Regions from separate parts of the Homo sapiens genome. Here all the other regions are linked to region 1. The links are chromatin contacts, found by Hi-C or POLR2A ChIA-PET in ENCODE. All regions are on one chromosome and are shown on one strand. Each heading gives the region's core, a stretch centred on a gene start or an enhancer-like site at or near the end of the contact. The rest is flanking DNA. Distances are from core to core; before and after follow the strand shown.

The links. Hi-C counts contacts between places; a loop is a spot of excess contacts on that map. ChIA-PET counts read pairs that join two places held with the same protein, here RNA polymerase II (POLR2A). Pooled maps may share reads with other maps.
Region 2: a loop to region 1 is called in a map of CD14-positive monocyte, with 3 times the contacts of the local background. The contact joins two enhancer-like sites. A Hi-C loop is called at or near these places in 2 of 168 maps with a recorded cell type or tissue (CD14-positive monocyte and heart right ventricle) and 6 of 50 pooled maps. POLR2A ChIA-PET finds 5 or more read pairs at or near these places in 1 of 52 experiments (GM12878).
Region 3: a map of posterior cingulate gyrus shows a loop between it and region 1 (10-fold over the local background). The contact joins two enhancer-like sites. A Hi-C loop is called at or near these places in 1 of 168 maps with a recorded cell type or tissue (posterior cingulate gyrus) and 2 of 50 pooled maps. POLR2A ChIA-PET finds 5 or more read pairs at or near these places in 2 of 52 experiments (B cell and WTC11).

The regions. Positions count from the first base shown.
Region 1 is chr10:113,271,306-113,276,146 of GRCh38, reverse strand. No RefSeq gene overlaps it. Among named protein-coding and RNA genes, the nearest start is that of SNORA87, 230 kb to the right of the region's middle. Within about 2 kb of position 2,551, at least 14 of the 41 ENCODE cell types and tissues checked have a DNase peak (open chromatin) inside an H3K27ac peak, as active enhancers do; they include heart right ventricle, where a contact is called at or near this core.
Region 2 is chr10:113,382,590-113,387,430 of GRCh38, reverse strand. No RefSeq gene overlaps it. Among named protein-coding and RNA genes, the nearest start is that of HABP2, 170 kb to the left of the region's middle. RefSeq lists a silencer at 2,012-2,121 and an enhancer at 4,779-4,841. Within about 2 kb of position 2,175, at least 8 of the 41 ENCODE cell types and tissues checked have a DNase peak (open chromatin) inside an H3K27ac peak, as active enhancers do; they include heart right ventricle, where a contact is called at or near this core.
Region 3 is chr10:113,184,381-113,189,221 of GRCh38, reverse strand. No RefSeq gene overlaps it. Among named protein-coding and RNA genes, the nearest start is that of SNORA87, 140 kb to the right of the region's middle. Within about 2 kb of position 1,986, at least 4 of the 41 ENCODE cell types and tissues checked have a DNase peak (open chromatin) inside an H3K27ac peak, as active enhancers do.

The DNA.
Region 1 (4,841 bases), core at 1,302-3,801:
TTGGGGCAGCTTTGTCTATGGAGTAGCCACTCTTTTGTTCCTCTACTTTTTTAATAAACTCACTTTCACTTTACTCTATGGATTCACCCCAAATTCTTTCCAAGAACCCTCTCTTGGGGTCTGGATTAGGACCCGTTACCAGTAACTTCATCAGAGAAGAGAGTACTAAGGGTCAGATACTAGTTCTTAAATGCTTTAACCCAAAAGTGAAACACTTTCCACAATGTGAAATCACTTTGGCTCATAGTCCATTGGCAAGGCTTAATTACCTGATCTACCTAACTGCAAGGGGGCTTGGAAATTTAGGGGAGTATATTTGGTGAGCATGTCTAGGAGTGAAAACTTTTACATAGGTACTGCTAAGTTACAAATATCCCACTTATGATCATCCCAAATGAGGGATGAGCTAAGCCCAATTGTTGCCTGAAAAGATGAACCATGCCAATAAAGCTCAAGTTTGAGTTCATCTGACAACCAGATATAATACCTCACTGAAGAGTGGTGGTGGAAATGTTCCCTCCAATTTTGAAAGTTCACATTCCCTGGACAGACCAAAACTTCCTCTATCCTCTAGACTTCTCTAAACCACCAAATCATCAATGTGATTAGGTAAGGCCTTCAAAATCATTTAATCCAACTATCTCATTATGGTAGTGGTACCTGAAGCCCAAAGAGGGAAAGTAACTTACCCAAAAGTCACATAGTTAATGACCAAGTTGCAAATAGAGCCTGTCTCTTACCTCCCAGCCCAGTGCCATTCTTACTCTGAGAACATGAGAAATAGCATGTATAAATTCCAAACTAGAGAAAAAAAAGAGTTTAACCAAAACACAAAAACTCTATCCAAATACACAAAAAACAACAGACATCTCACAGCCAGTAGAAAACAAGAAATAAAATCTCAGAAATAAGTCTAAACATATCTATAATCACAATAAATGTGAATGGATAAAATTCTTTTATAAAAAGTCTAAAACTTTCAGATTTTTACAATCCCGCTGTATGCTACCCACAATTCAACCTGGAAACAAAATGACATGAAATTAAAAAAAAAGAATAACAACAGATAAGCCAACCAAATGCAAATAAAAATAGACTTGATGTAGTAATATCGATATCAGATGAAAGGATAATTTAAAATTAGAAACATTAAATGAGACAATCTGGAAGCCTGGCTATTTTCCTAACTGAAACAGTCCCAGTCCTAAAAAGTCAAAACACATGTTATGTAAGGAGCATGAATATGGCAAAGATAAAACAAAAATATCTGTGAGGTATGTGTGTATGTTGGAGTGTGTCTACATGTGTGTATATGTGTGTAAGTGTGTGTGTGTGTGTGTGTGTGTGTGACTGTGTGACCAAAATGTTTCTGGGCTTTGTAAATTCATCCCACTTCCTCTTAAAAATACCTAGCCATGGTACTAGCTGGGCCTTAGCTATCTGTCCTTCGGGAGCCGAGCATCTAAACTGGGCAGCTCAGACACAGGGGCCTATACAGAAGAGCACCCCTCCCAACAGGCTGGAGAATTCTGCCATGAAGAAGCCAAGATATGATTAACTTCGGTTATCAACCAGCCTTGGGGGAAGGGATACTGACCCACAAACGGAAAGTAACAATTCCACTCCATCAGGGGGCAGGGAGTAACTCACAAGATCACCGTCTGCTCCTGCTGTCACAGTCATGGCTGCAAAGCCCTCCAGGGAAACTCCAGGGCTGGCAACCACCTTTTCAGGGAGCAACAGGCTCCCTGAACACTTGGCTGGGCCCAGCGGGACCCAGCTGCTGAGAATTCTTTCACAGACTCTGTCATGCTGGGCGTTTCCAAAGCAAATATCCCCAAGGTCCACACTAGGACCATCTGTTTCCCATTTTGAGGAGTGAGTTCTATACACTAGTTTGTTAAAAACTGCACTGAAGGAAAGGAAAAAAACAGCCTCTTAAAAATACCCAACTAGTCTCGCCCATGCCCTGCAGTTTTATAACAGAGGCAGGCAGCAGAGGGCCTGGTGGAGAGCCTGCGAACCAGAGGGCCTCATAATCTCTGTGCCCCTCCATGGAAGCCCCACGCCAAAGCCTTAATGGGAGCATGCTAGACACTGGGTGTTTATGGCAGGGGCCACCGGCTGTTGCTGGCCCTTTATTCACAAAACATCAAGCAAGGAGCTCAGAGCTGGCTTCTCCGGAGTGGAGGCTTTCAGGGAGGGGGTGTTGGACTTGGGCATTGGAGGAGCTGGAGATGGAAGATCATTTCTGCAGTGGAATTTGAGGTCACATTGGAGCAGCAGCCGCTGCTGGGAACTTGACTGCGCAGCTCTGTGTCTTTTGTCACCTCTGACTGTCCCTCCTGCAGCCCGCCGTGGGGACAACCGAATGCATTGCAGACGGTTTTGGCAGGCTGGCCTCTGTGCTGGGCTCGCATTCATTAATCTGCCTGCCACCGAGCCCCTGTGAAAAGAGGAAATTGTTTCACGCTTACTCTCTGAGAGATGAGGGGAAAGGGCTCTCGGAACGGGAAGAAGGCCCAGACTTCTGGAGCCGGGCTGGGGTGCTGCAGCGGCGCTCCCAGAGTGCCAGACGGAGTGGCCTCTTTGGGGAGCAGGCAAGCCCTTCCCTGGAAGGACCTTGGAATTCAGGCAGCCCGGCAGTTAATTAGCCCAGTAATGGGGGCTGGCTGCAGTTGCTTCGGCTGAAGCTATGGACCTGGAACAATCAGGGCCTGTCTTCTGACAGAGATGACAAATGGAGGAAGTGAAAGGGGGATGCGAGCAAAAAGAAAAGCAAGGACAAGAGGAAATACCAACTGCAAATTGCTGTAATGAATTTGGAAGGCAGGAGAGAAACTGCAGTGTCACAGAGCCAGTGTGGGGACCTTTCAGTGCATCTGGGAGTGACAGTTGTAGCTGCACAGGAGAGAGATGGCACATGGCAAAGCAACCTCATCAGCGAGCAGAGGCCTGGACTGGGGCTGGGTGCTTTCTGAAGGCTTTTGGAAGGACTGGAACTCAGAAATGCATGGGGCTGCTCATCCAGGCTGAGGAGCACTAGGCAGGTCCCAACTATCAAGTATAATAGGAAAAAATGCGATGCAATTTATAATAGTAAAGAGATCTTTAATGAAAAGAAGTCCTCTGGTTCTGCAGAGGACCTGATCAGCTTGGAGCACATCTCTGGGGAAGAAGAGCTGGGAAAAGCTTAAATGCTCCGTATAAAAAAGGGCAAAGGATTTGGAGTTCCCAGGAGCAAACCAAGAGAAGGGAATGGGGAACAGAAATGGAAAGAAAGGAAGACAAGGATGGTATGAGCTGCCCTTTTTTGTGGCGTCCATCCCTAGCTTCTGGGAAGCCAGACAAGCTCTCAGTGCCTGTTGTGCCTGGATTTCAGGGAAACCAGTGAAGAGGTCAGTACAGGGTGTTGCTGGGCAAAAAGCCCACGGTGTGAGCAGATGCTAGAGGCCAAGGGACCACGAGCGCAAACAGCCTTGGGAAGGAGCAGACATAGCTGCGAAAGCCCTGGGGATTTACAGGCTGGAGCTCCAAGGCACAGGGAAGCCCCAGCTGACCTATGGGTCACCTGAGTGTCACAGCATCCTGCAGACAGCCCCCATTTTTTGACCAGATACCTCTTCTCAGTGCCTGTCCACAGAGCTGAACATCCAAGTGTGCTTTTCATGTCCTTTTCCCTCATTTTTTTTTTTTTTTTTTGAGACGGAGTCTCGCTCTGTCGCCCAGGCCGGACTGCGGACTGCAGTGGCGCAATCTCGGCTCACTGCAAGCTCCGCTTCCCGGGTTCACGCCATTCTCCTGCCTCAGCCTCCCGAGTAGCTGGGACTACAGGCGCCTGCCACCGCGCCCGGCTAATTTTTTGTATTTTCAGTAGAGACGGGGTTTCACCTTGTTAGCCAGGATGGTCTCGATCTCCTGACCTCATGATCCACCCGCCTCGGCCTCCCAAAGTGCTGGGATTACAGGCGTGAGCCACCGCGCCTGGCCCCTTTTCCCTCATTTTTAAGTTAAAATCCACAAACAGTAAAACTTACTATTGTTAGCATACAGTGCTATGAGTTTGGATAATTGCATACAGTTATGTAACCACCACCAGAGTCAAGATATAGAAATTGTCATTCCAAAATGTTCCTTTGTTCCCCTTTGAAAATCAAACCCTCCCCTCACCCCACAACCCCCTGGCCACCACTGATCTGTGGTCCATCCCTATGGTTTTGCCCTTTCCAGGATGTCCTATAAATGAAGTCATGTGGCATCTAGACTTCTAAACTGGCTTCTTTCTGTCGGCAGGATGCATTTGAGATCGCCCAGGTTGCCACGTGTGTGAGTCACGTGTTTCTTTGGATCGCTGAGTAGTGTTCTGTTGTGTGGATGTACCAGTTTGTTGATTTTTTCGCTGAGGAACATAACATTTGGGTTGCTGTCTCCCTCAGAGACTTTTGACCTTGTCTTTCGTGGGGTATTTTTACTGGTGGGGATTATGAAAAAGTATGCCAGTCCAGGCCAAGGCTTTGTCATACTTAACCTTCTCCAGAGATCTGAAGCCTCTTTAGGTGTATTTCTTCATTTAATTTTGGCCTCCTAAGCTTGGTATAAGTAACCAATTGTATGACTTATAAAGAGATTTTGTGATTTTGTTTTGTTTTTATAACTGCTTTGTTGAGATATAATTCACATACTGTACAATTCACCCATTGAAAGTGTACAATTCAATAGCTTTGGTAGAATCACAGAGTTATGCTTCCATCACCTCCATCAATTTTAGGACATTGTCATTACTGCAATTAAAAAAAATTCACACCCATTGGCTTTTTCTGTCCTCCAGTTTCCCCAACCGC
Region 2 (4,841 bases), core at 926-3,425, 110 kb before region 1:
CAAAAGGGTAGGATGTCTGTAGGGGCAAGGATGGTGACTTTTAGTGCTTATACATTTCAGTAATGTTTGAATTTCTTACTACAGCTATGTATTATTTTACAATGAGAAATTTTAAACTGACCCCATTCCTAGGCTGGTGGGGATGGGGTGAGGAGGGTAACCAGTAGAAACTGCCCCCAGACCTTTCTTAACAGAGAAACTCTTAACTTTTCCTACAGGAAGCCCTTCCGGGTGCAATTCCTTATCTCAACCTCTGCAACAGTGCCTACCAATGTTATAGCACTTCATTCATTCAGCCTTTCATTTGTTCATCCACTCAACAGCTATACTTTGAACAAGGCCCTGTGGGAGGCCCTGCGAGGCAAAGACAAGACAAGCGAGTTGCCTGTCACACGGAGCATGGGCTGGCAAGGAGATCCATAGTAAACCTCCAGTCCTGCACTCACCCTTAATGGCATGTGCTTGGATAGAGATGAGACAAGGCCCAGAGGGGCACATGCTGGAGAAACTGAACCCCAGCCCAGAGGTCTGGGAAGGCGTCTCTGGGCAAGAGACCTTACAGCTGGGAACTGAAAGATGAGAAGCAGCACTGACCAGGTGAAAGGGGTGGCAAGACCAGGAGTGTCTGGGCTGAGCACCCAGGCAGGCACTGAGATGAGAAGAAACAGAGCTCACCAAGGAAAATTGAGGGAACTCAGCCTGCTGGAGAAAGGTCCAAGGAGAGATCAAAGAAGCAGGAAGGGCCAGATCACCTGATGCTTTGCAGAATGTGGGATTTTAAACTTTACCCTAAGAACAGTTCGAAGCCACTGAGATAGGTATCCCTGAGGACTCCATTTGTTCTCCACTGTTTTTGTTCACTTCCACTCTGACACACAAGCTCCTAGCTCCATGCCTGGCAATTAACAAGAGCCTAAAAATAATCAGCTGGATGGCTGAACCCAGTCACCCCAGGGAGGGAGAACCTGCAAGCAAAGACCATGACCGCACATCCGACATCTCACCTCTCTCCCTCCTTTTGTCTCCCCTGATCCAGGCCTGCAAGCTGAGAAGTGTACAATCCTCACAACAAGGAGTGATTGGCAATCAGGTGCAGAACTAAGCTATTTCTTTCACCACCACAGTCCTTCCAAAATGTTCCCAACTGGCATCAGATATTCTCATCCTGACCAGTGAGACAACCCAATGAAAACTGGTGACTCAGAAAGGGTAAGCATTTGTCAAAGGCTGTACAGCAAATCCCCGGGTGCTTGGCGAGTCATGTCTTGGCCAGTTGTCAAGGGCAGTGTCCCCTATGTCATTCCTCAAATACATATTTCTAGGCTTAATTATATGAATTTACATTTCTTTGGCTCAAAAAAAGTAGGTATAGGGGCATTTTCAATGCTGCACACAACTGAAAGTAGATTGAAACCATCCCGACCTCAAACAGAATGTCAAAGCAGTTGGGTTTCTGAGCAGCAACAGAATACTTTTTATAGAATGGGAAGTCAATTGAGAAATCATAAAAAATTAGAGTTGGGAAGGACCTCTGCGCTCACGAGGGTCAGGTCCCAGGGGCTGCTGTAGAATTGTTCCCTGTGGTGAAGGGTCTAATGTTTTGTCCACTCAAGTTTTAAATATCTCAACCAATAGCTCACCCCTGGGGACACCTCTCCACAGGGCAATAGATCTTGCTGTCAGGGCTTTTTTCCTGCTATTCAATCTCACTTTTCCTTTCCTCCACTTCATCCCATTTGTCTTTGGCAGTAATTTAGACAAGAGTGTGCTGACGTTTGAAAACGAAAAGCCCTGTCTTTGCCTTCAACCTCGTTTTTCCAGACCCTTCTACCTACGGAAACTTCAAGATCTGGCAGGGAGAGAGGGAGGGAATGAGGAAGAGAGGCAAACAAACAGACTGGCGTGGGTTCTGGAAGAAGCTATCAAAGGGCCAGCCCCCAAGGCCTTGAACCCACAGGTGTACAGGAAGAGAGGGCACTGCTGCTCCGGAATGTGCAGATTATAGAGGACCTGACTCTCAAAGGCAGAAAGTCACCGAGTTTTCTAGGCAGTCCAGAGCTCAGCCACCTCTTGCTATGACACATTAGACAGAAGGTGGCAGCATAGCACCAGGCTCTGTGTGCTCAGTGGCCCTGTCCATCGCAGCACACCCCAACTGTTCGGCTTCCAAACTCCACGAGCAACAAAACCCAACCGGCTGGAACGCCGGGCTTAGGCCAAGAGTGAGCTGCAAATCAAGGCCCTGGCCAGTTTTTTAAGTCAAATCCCAAACAGTTAGGATTGTGTGAGCACAGTCCATTTTCTCCCCAAGAACATCTTGCAGCCAGAATGGAATCCAAAAAAATAACTGCAGTCCTGAACAGCGGTGTTTGTCCAAGCTGATCTAAACACATAAACTTACCGTCTCGTCTGGTGTTTTGTGCACAAATTTTTGTGTTTAAAGACATCTGGGGTTAATGCTTTTTTTTTTTCTTTATTCTTTCTAGCCCTTGGCTATTTATTTCTGAATTTGTCTCTGGTTTTCCTGTTTCCCTTTGCTTATTTTTTACTTATTTGGTAGTGTTTGCATGTGGTTCTTCTGAAAGCAAGGATCCACAGGCTACGCATTTCTCACTTGGAGCTGAAGTCCTGCTGGGGAACCAATTATATGTCCTACCCACCAGGGAGAGTGTGATATTTTTTATTACTTTCTAATTTCAGGTCTTGAAATGGCTTCAGTGATCAGAACATTCTTCTGCTTAAGAACCTAAAGGGGCCAGTGAAAGGATGCTTTTGATTTGTATTTCATTTAGAATGGTCCATACTCAACCAAGTGTACTCCAAGGATTTCCATGGGGCCTCAGAGGCTTGAAGTGGGGAAAAGCAAGACAAAGACAACAACAAAACTTTCTCGCTGCTTGCCTTATCATACTGGGAAAATGCCGGCTACTTGGGGAAAGTCTTTCTTTGAGAAGTTGGTGAACTGAGAAAAAAATGGATAGAATTAGAACAAAACAATTTCACTGGATTCTAAGTCTATTTAAACTACAGTAGTAAATCAAAACCATACCTCTTTCTCATTACTCATGGCCCGATAGTAGAGCCTCCTAAATGCTTATTAAAGCAAAAGCAAGAAGTGTTTCATTTCTAAATACATTCACAGGAATCCCCAACAAGGTGGTTGCTTCTTTCTAACTGTTGTTTGTTTTATGCTTGTTTCTCTTCTTGAAAGAGTTATCATGAAACGGAAAGGCTTAAAAGGGGGGTGGGGGTGGGGGTGAGGGTCCAAATAGGCTCTAATGAGGAAGAAGGAAATAAAAGTCAAATTCTCCCCGAATGTCTGAATTTCTATTTATTTATCTTTGCAATAAGAGAGGATGCCTGACAATCCGGAACTGCTCTTGGATAAAACGAATCATACCAAACAGCTAACAACCCTGCAGAATAGCTCAAAGCCCAAATTATGAGCTATTTCAAATCCTTTCCACTTGCCATGGGGGTCTTGACTGAGTTTTTTCTTTTTTTTTTTTTTTTTTTTCTTTTTTTCCTGGCTCACATGCTTAGCCAGGAGGTGATTCTGAATGTTTATCTGAAGTATCTCCCTGATATTCTGGGGGGACTTTTCTCTCAAGCAAAAGCTCTGCTGAAAAGAGGAGCTTGTTTTAATTCTCATTAAGTTATACCCAGTATTGTGAACCTTTTACTAGTGAACAGTTAATTTTAGTGAGACGGACTACAAGAAACTGCCATATATAACCACGCTCAGTGACAACATTTTACAAAATGTGAGTCAAACATAAACATTTATGACTTTCTAATAAGCCAGCTACCATATTTGCTATTATATGACGCTCTGTTAAAACAATCTTTTCTACTTTTAAATAGAGATCCCATGAGAGCAAAAATGTTTATCTTTGTTGTGTATAGCTTCCTTAAGTACCATTTTATCATATTATTTAAAATTCAACAAATTAGCAGCCAGTATTTATTATTTAAAGAAAGGGTGTTTCTTCAAAGTTTGTCTGAATTAAAAATCACAAACCAATCCATCTCCCTTCTTTCCTTCCTTCTCTCTTTCCTTCCGTCCTTCCTTCTATTCATTTTAAACCCAGCAACTAGATTTTGTTGGGTTTAAAAGGTCCCTAAAAAGTTAGTATTCCTTCAGGAATAAATATTTGTAGATTACTTGAAATGGCCAGCTTCCTTGACTGGTCTTTAGGGAAAATACTCTTTGTAACTTTGACTAAAAAGACAATGTTCCCGATCAAAATATAATCTGGGTCTATACTGGCAAAGAGAGTTGAACCAATATGTAATGAATGGCAGCATAAACAAATGAATGAAGGAATACGCAGACAGGCATCAAGCAGAATCAAAATACTCAAAGCAGCCAGTTAACTGAGGCACTGAATTTCCTGGACAACTGTCTCAATTCCCCGGTTTGCGTGGAGGCTCTTGCCTATAACCAAGTAAGCACTTATGCTGCAACCTCTTGCCTCTTGCAAGAGACAACAGATTGTTAGCCTCTGGGAAGTAGCACTATTTCAATCAACCAATTTGGCATGTTGTGTTTTACAGTTTCTAAAATTAACACAGAATCCAAACAAAAACATGGCTGGTGTGGAACTATATACAGAGAACACTGTCATCTGGTTGCTTCGAATCTGTTCATTATCAAAATTAGCTGTCTTGTTTGTCCTACTCCCATTTTTGAATGCACACCATTAATTAACCAACCTGTCATTATGTGCTGGTAATGACCAAGTTTTCCAGTATCCCAGTGTAAATACAGGATTTTACAGGACTCCCAAAACTAGGAGGAAAGGAGAAGGTGGAGGAGGTAGGGGTGGCAGAGAAAGAGG
Region 3 (4,841 bases), core at 737-3,236, 86 kb after region 1:
AGAATGCTGTGGGTTTAATGTTTGTTTCCCTCCCAAAATTTATACATTGAAACTCCAACCCTCAATGTGATATTTGGAGGTGAGGACCTTGGGACCTAATTATGGTCATGAGGGTGGAGCCCTCATGAGAGAGATTGATGCCCTTATGAAGGTCATGAGAAGTCTTTTGTTTTCTCTCTCTGCTCTCTGCCATGTTAGGATACAAGATTACCATTTGCAAACCAGGAAGAGGGCCCTCACCAGACACAAATCTGCTAGCACCTTGATCTTGGACCTGTCAGCCTCCAGAACTGTGAGAAATAAAGATTTGTTGTTTAAGCCCCCCAGGCTATGGTAATTTGTTATAGCAGCCCAAATTGACTAAGAGGTGACATTTACCACTATGGGTCTAGATGAGATTGCCTGGAGAGAGAGAATGTGTAGGTAGAGGAAATCGTTCAGGACAGAGCTCCCAGCACTCCAATATTGGGAAGTTTACAAAAGGAGGAGGCAGCCAGCCAAGAGACGGAGAAGGAACAGCAAGAGAAGTGGGAGGAAAACTAAGAAAGCGTAGGTTCCAGGAGCCAAAGCAAGGGAGGTTCAAGTTGTCAATTTGTCTTTCTTTTGTAGTTTTGCTTCCCTGCCGCCTACTCCAAAACCTCCCAGATCCACCTGTATCTTCCTGAATGGTAAAGGTAGCTTGCTGGCCCTCAGATCAGCAGTTCTCGGTAGCACCACATCCAACCCCCTGACCAATCGAACAGCCCCTCCCAGTCTCCCTCAGCAACCTGGCAGCAAGGGATGGTGTGGTCCTTGCCAGGTCTTTTCCATCCCTGGTTCTCAGTTCTTCCTGGGACAAATAAGGAGGCTGGAAATGGTGCTCTCTCGCTGACAGCACTCCCTGTGCTACTAGAACTTCAGGCTCAGCCTCTCCTTCCCATGGAGCTCAAGCTTTCCTCCTGTTAGGCCTTCTTCCCCCAGAGACCATGAAATGATGGTCTCTGAAAGAGAATCCCAGTGATCCATGGAGGGCCTGCTCAGAGCTTAACTCATAGGTAAGGTGCATCTGATGGCCGTGAAAATCTACTTGGAAAGAAACCCAGGGTAGTGACAGGGAAGGTAAGGGCCTTGGACCCATGGCTGTCTCATGGGTTAAACATGATGTGTCCTACTACAGGAATGTTCTGCCCATCAAAACAGGGCACTTGCAGAGCTATGTTTGCTCAGAGGGGGCAACTTTTTCTAATTTGTGCAAAAGTGCCATAGAAGCAGTGCCATGTAACCCTACTTTGGACCTGTCACCTGCATTCTTTGTTCCTGACACTGGACTTCTTTAGGCTCACTGCCTGGCTTCCTTAGGCACATTCGCTGTCTGGTATCTTTGGGCCCGCAGCCTGTTCTCTTTAAGCCTGCCATTTGCATTACCTAGACCCACTGCCTCGTGCCTGGGCCAGCCTCCTGATGTCTTTGGGTCCACCCCATATTTCTTCAGGTTCGCTGCCTGGATTATTTAAGCCTGTCATGTCATATCTTTGGGCTTGCTGCCAGAATGCCCAAAGTCCTGGAAACTTGGGCTGCTGCTGAGTATCAGAGCTACCTGGAACATTAACGCGGCTCTGTGGGGCTGCTGTCAGGAAGGGAGAATAAATGTCACCATCTCCAGCCTCCAGCAGTGACCACTGTGACGAGGCCAACAGCTCAGCTGGGCTTTGAAAGGAGCATTTGTATGGTTTGTTTCCCTCCACGAGACCTCCAAGGCCAACTCCCCCAGAGATTGATTCATTTCACTGTTTTGCTTTTTTTTTTTTTTGGTGATCTGTGTTTAATAGGGAACCGTGTGTATAGTGCCCCTGTGCCTCTGGCTGGGAGCTCAGTGCTGGCAGGGCAGGCCAGCAAGAAAGCCCAGCAGCAGGGGTGGGAGGAGGCCAAGAAAAACCCCCAGGCTTCAGGCTGTGGCAGGAGGGCTTGCCCGGACGGCCTGCTCACCAAAGCCTGGCTTCAGAGCTCTCTGGGACTGGCCTGGCCCGATGCCAGCAGCCATTGCTCCGTCTCTTTGCAGAGAGCCAGGGAGACAAAACAGAGCCTGATTTTAAAACAGACACACAAAGTGGTCTCTTCACAGAGCTCTGTAGCATTCTGGACCAATACACACTAATGTTTTCATGCAGAAAAGGGGACTTGGAGAAGGATAATGTACAATATCTATCACATGCAAGAATGTTGGGCTTAGACAGAACAATAAATAATGCAGCTCGCATGTGGCAAACCTTCCTTGCACACCAGGCACCATGCTCGGTGCTTTACACGGACATGTCAGCTGCCTTGCCTAAGAATATCATGAAGACGAAATTACAGTCCCCATTGTATAGATTAAAAGCCAAGTTTCACATCCTATTAGAATGGCTAAAATTTTAAAAATGGATAATGTTAAATGCTGATGAGGATACAGAGCAACTGGAACTCTCTTACACTGCTGGTGGGAACACACAGTGGTACAGCCACTTTGAAAAACAATTTGGCAGTTTCTTAGAAAGTCAAACAGACACAGATGGTAAAATCCATCAAGCCCACTCCAAGGTATTCATCTAAATGGAATGAAGCCCATATGTAAATACTTACAGTAGCTGTATTCATAATCACCCCAAACTGAAAATAACCCAAATGTCCTTCAATTGAGGAATGGGTAAACAAACTAGTTCTTCAACACCACAGAATATTACTCAACAATAAAAAGGAACACACTACTGATACATAAAAATGTGGGCAATCTCAAATGCATTAGGCTAAGTAAAAGAAAACAGAATCAAAAGACCACATACTGTAAGACTATTTATATGACACCCTTGTGAAGAAAAACTATAAGGTCTGAAAACAGATCAATGGCTGCCAGGGGCTGGAGGTAGGGCAGAAATGAATTTTAGGAGGTTTTGGGGAATGTTTTCTCTCTCTATATATGTATATATGCATACACACATACACACACACACTCATATTTATGTGTATAGATATATATACATATATACACATACACACATATACATGTGTATGTGTATATATGTATATATATGTATATGTATAAATATGTATATGTGTGTGTATATATATAGTGTGTGTGTGTGTGTGTGTGTGTTTGTGTATATGTATATCTCCCAGGCTGGAGTGCTGTGGCAAAATCATGGCTCACCTCCCAGGTTCAAGTGATCCTCCTACTGCAGCCTCCCAAGTAGCTGGAATCACCATGCCCAGCTAATTTTATCTTATTTATTAATTTTATGTAGAGATAGGGTTTCCCTATGTTGCCCAGGCTGGTCTCGAACTCTCGGGCTCAAGGGATTCTCCTGCCTTGGCCTCCCAAAATGTTGGGATTACCGGCATGAACCACTGCACTTGGCCTATATATTTTTATTGTGATGATGTTTCCGCCATTATATATGTTCATCAAAACTTGCAGAACTGTACACCAAAAAGGGTGACTATTTCTATATGCATATTAAACCTTAATTTTTGTAATCGTTAAAAAAAGTCAGCTGTTCAAGGAGATGTAACTTGTCCAACGGCAGAATCAAGATTGACTCTTGACCCAGCTTTTTAACCGCTGTGCTGAACAACGATACCGGTTGCCCTGGAGACCATCTGGTCTGAGCCTCAATTACCGAGAGATCTGGACTCACCAGGATGTAGAAAACGGTAGGTTCTGAGGAATTGGCTTCTTTTTTTTTTAATTAACTGAAGTTTTCAAATCATTTTTCTTTTAACCCCTGTTGCTACCAATATTTCTAAGTTGTCTGAAAATACAGTCATCCTTACTCTAATACTCAGGCCACTGACTCTGCCATGCTTGAGAATTGCAGGGCCAGATCCCCTGAAGTTGGGGGACCTGGTCACATTCCTTCACCTGTCACTATTTGCTGTGTCACCTTGGATACGTCATTCACTCTTCCTAGACCCTGGTTTCCCTCTGTGAGAAGGGTATCATTTCACCATCTCAAGAATGAACGAGAAAATTAAATGAGAATCACAGGACCTACAGTTTTAGGTCGTCACAGTCTTATCAACTGCTTTCTTTTTTATCTCAGGGAATTGGTTCAATAGCAGTCAACACATACTGAGTACTTTCTATGTGCTTTGTGGTTGATAGACATTTCATCTTGCTGCCAAGTCTGTGAGCTGGTACTAGCCCATCTAACAGAAGACGAAAGGGAGGCACTTAGGAATGAAACAATTCACCATGACCCCACAGCTAAATGTAGCAGAAGTAGTAGAACCAGATTGAAGCCAGGCAGCCTGATTCCAGAGCCTTCTGTTTGGCTAGTTCACCTTTCTGCCTCCCCTTCTCCTGTCTCAATTTTCCACTGCCATCTTGAGAATCCATATTTGCACACCTTGTCCATCAGGCAACACGCATCCTATATTGAACTTTCCCCTACACGGACTTCAGATGCCAAAATGGATTCTTCTCCAATATGGAAGAGCCAGGAAAGCCACAGAGGTCCTCTGCCTCCTGTTGGCTCCGTGTCCTTTCTATGCTTCCACCAAGCAAAGGTGTGGAAGGAGAGCAGTGTGTGGTGGAGGGTCATTTGGCCCTGGGGGAGGGATGGCAGGAGGAAGAGGAGGGAAGCCACTTTTATGGGAGCATAAGCAAGTGTCAATGTTCTTGCTACTCGATCCAGGAGACTTCATTCCGGCTCATTGTTCCTCATTATCAGAGCTAACTATGTTCAGGCGAAGGGTGAGCATGTTCCTAAATTTATGTCTCTGTGTGCGACCACGACAATGTGTGTTTTGTGTGCTTCTCCCTGAAAAACTCCTCTTGTGACACAGGCGACCCAGCTTGGACTTGGCCTTTCATGTGCGTTACCCAC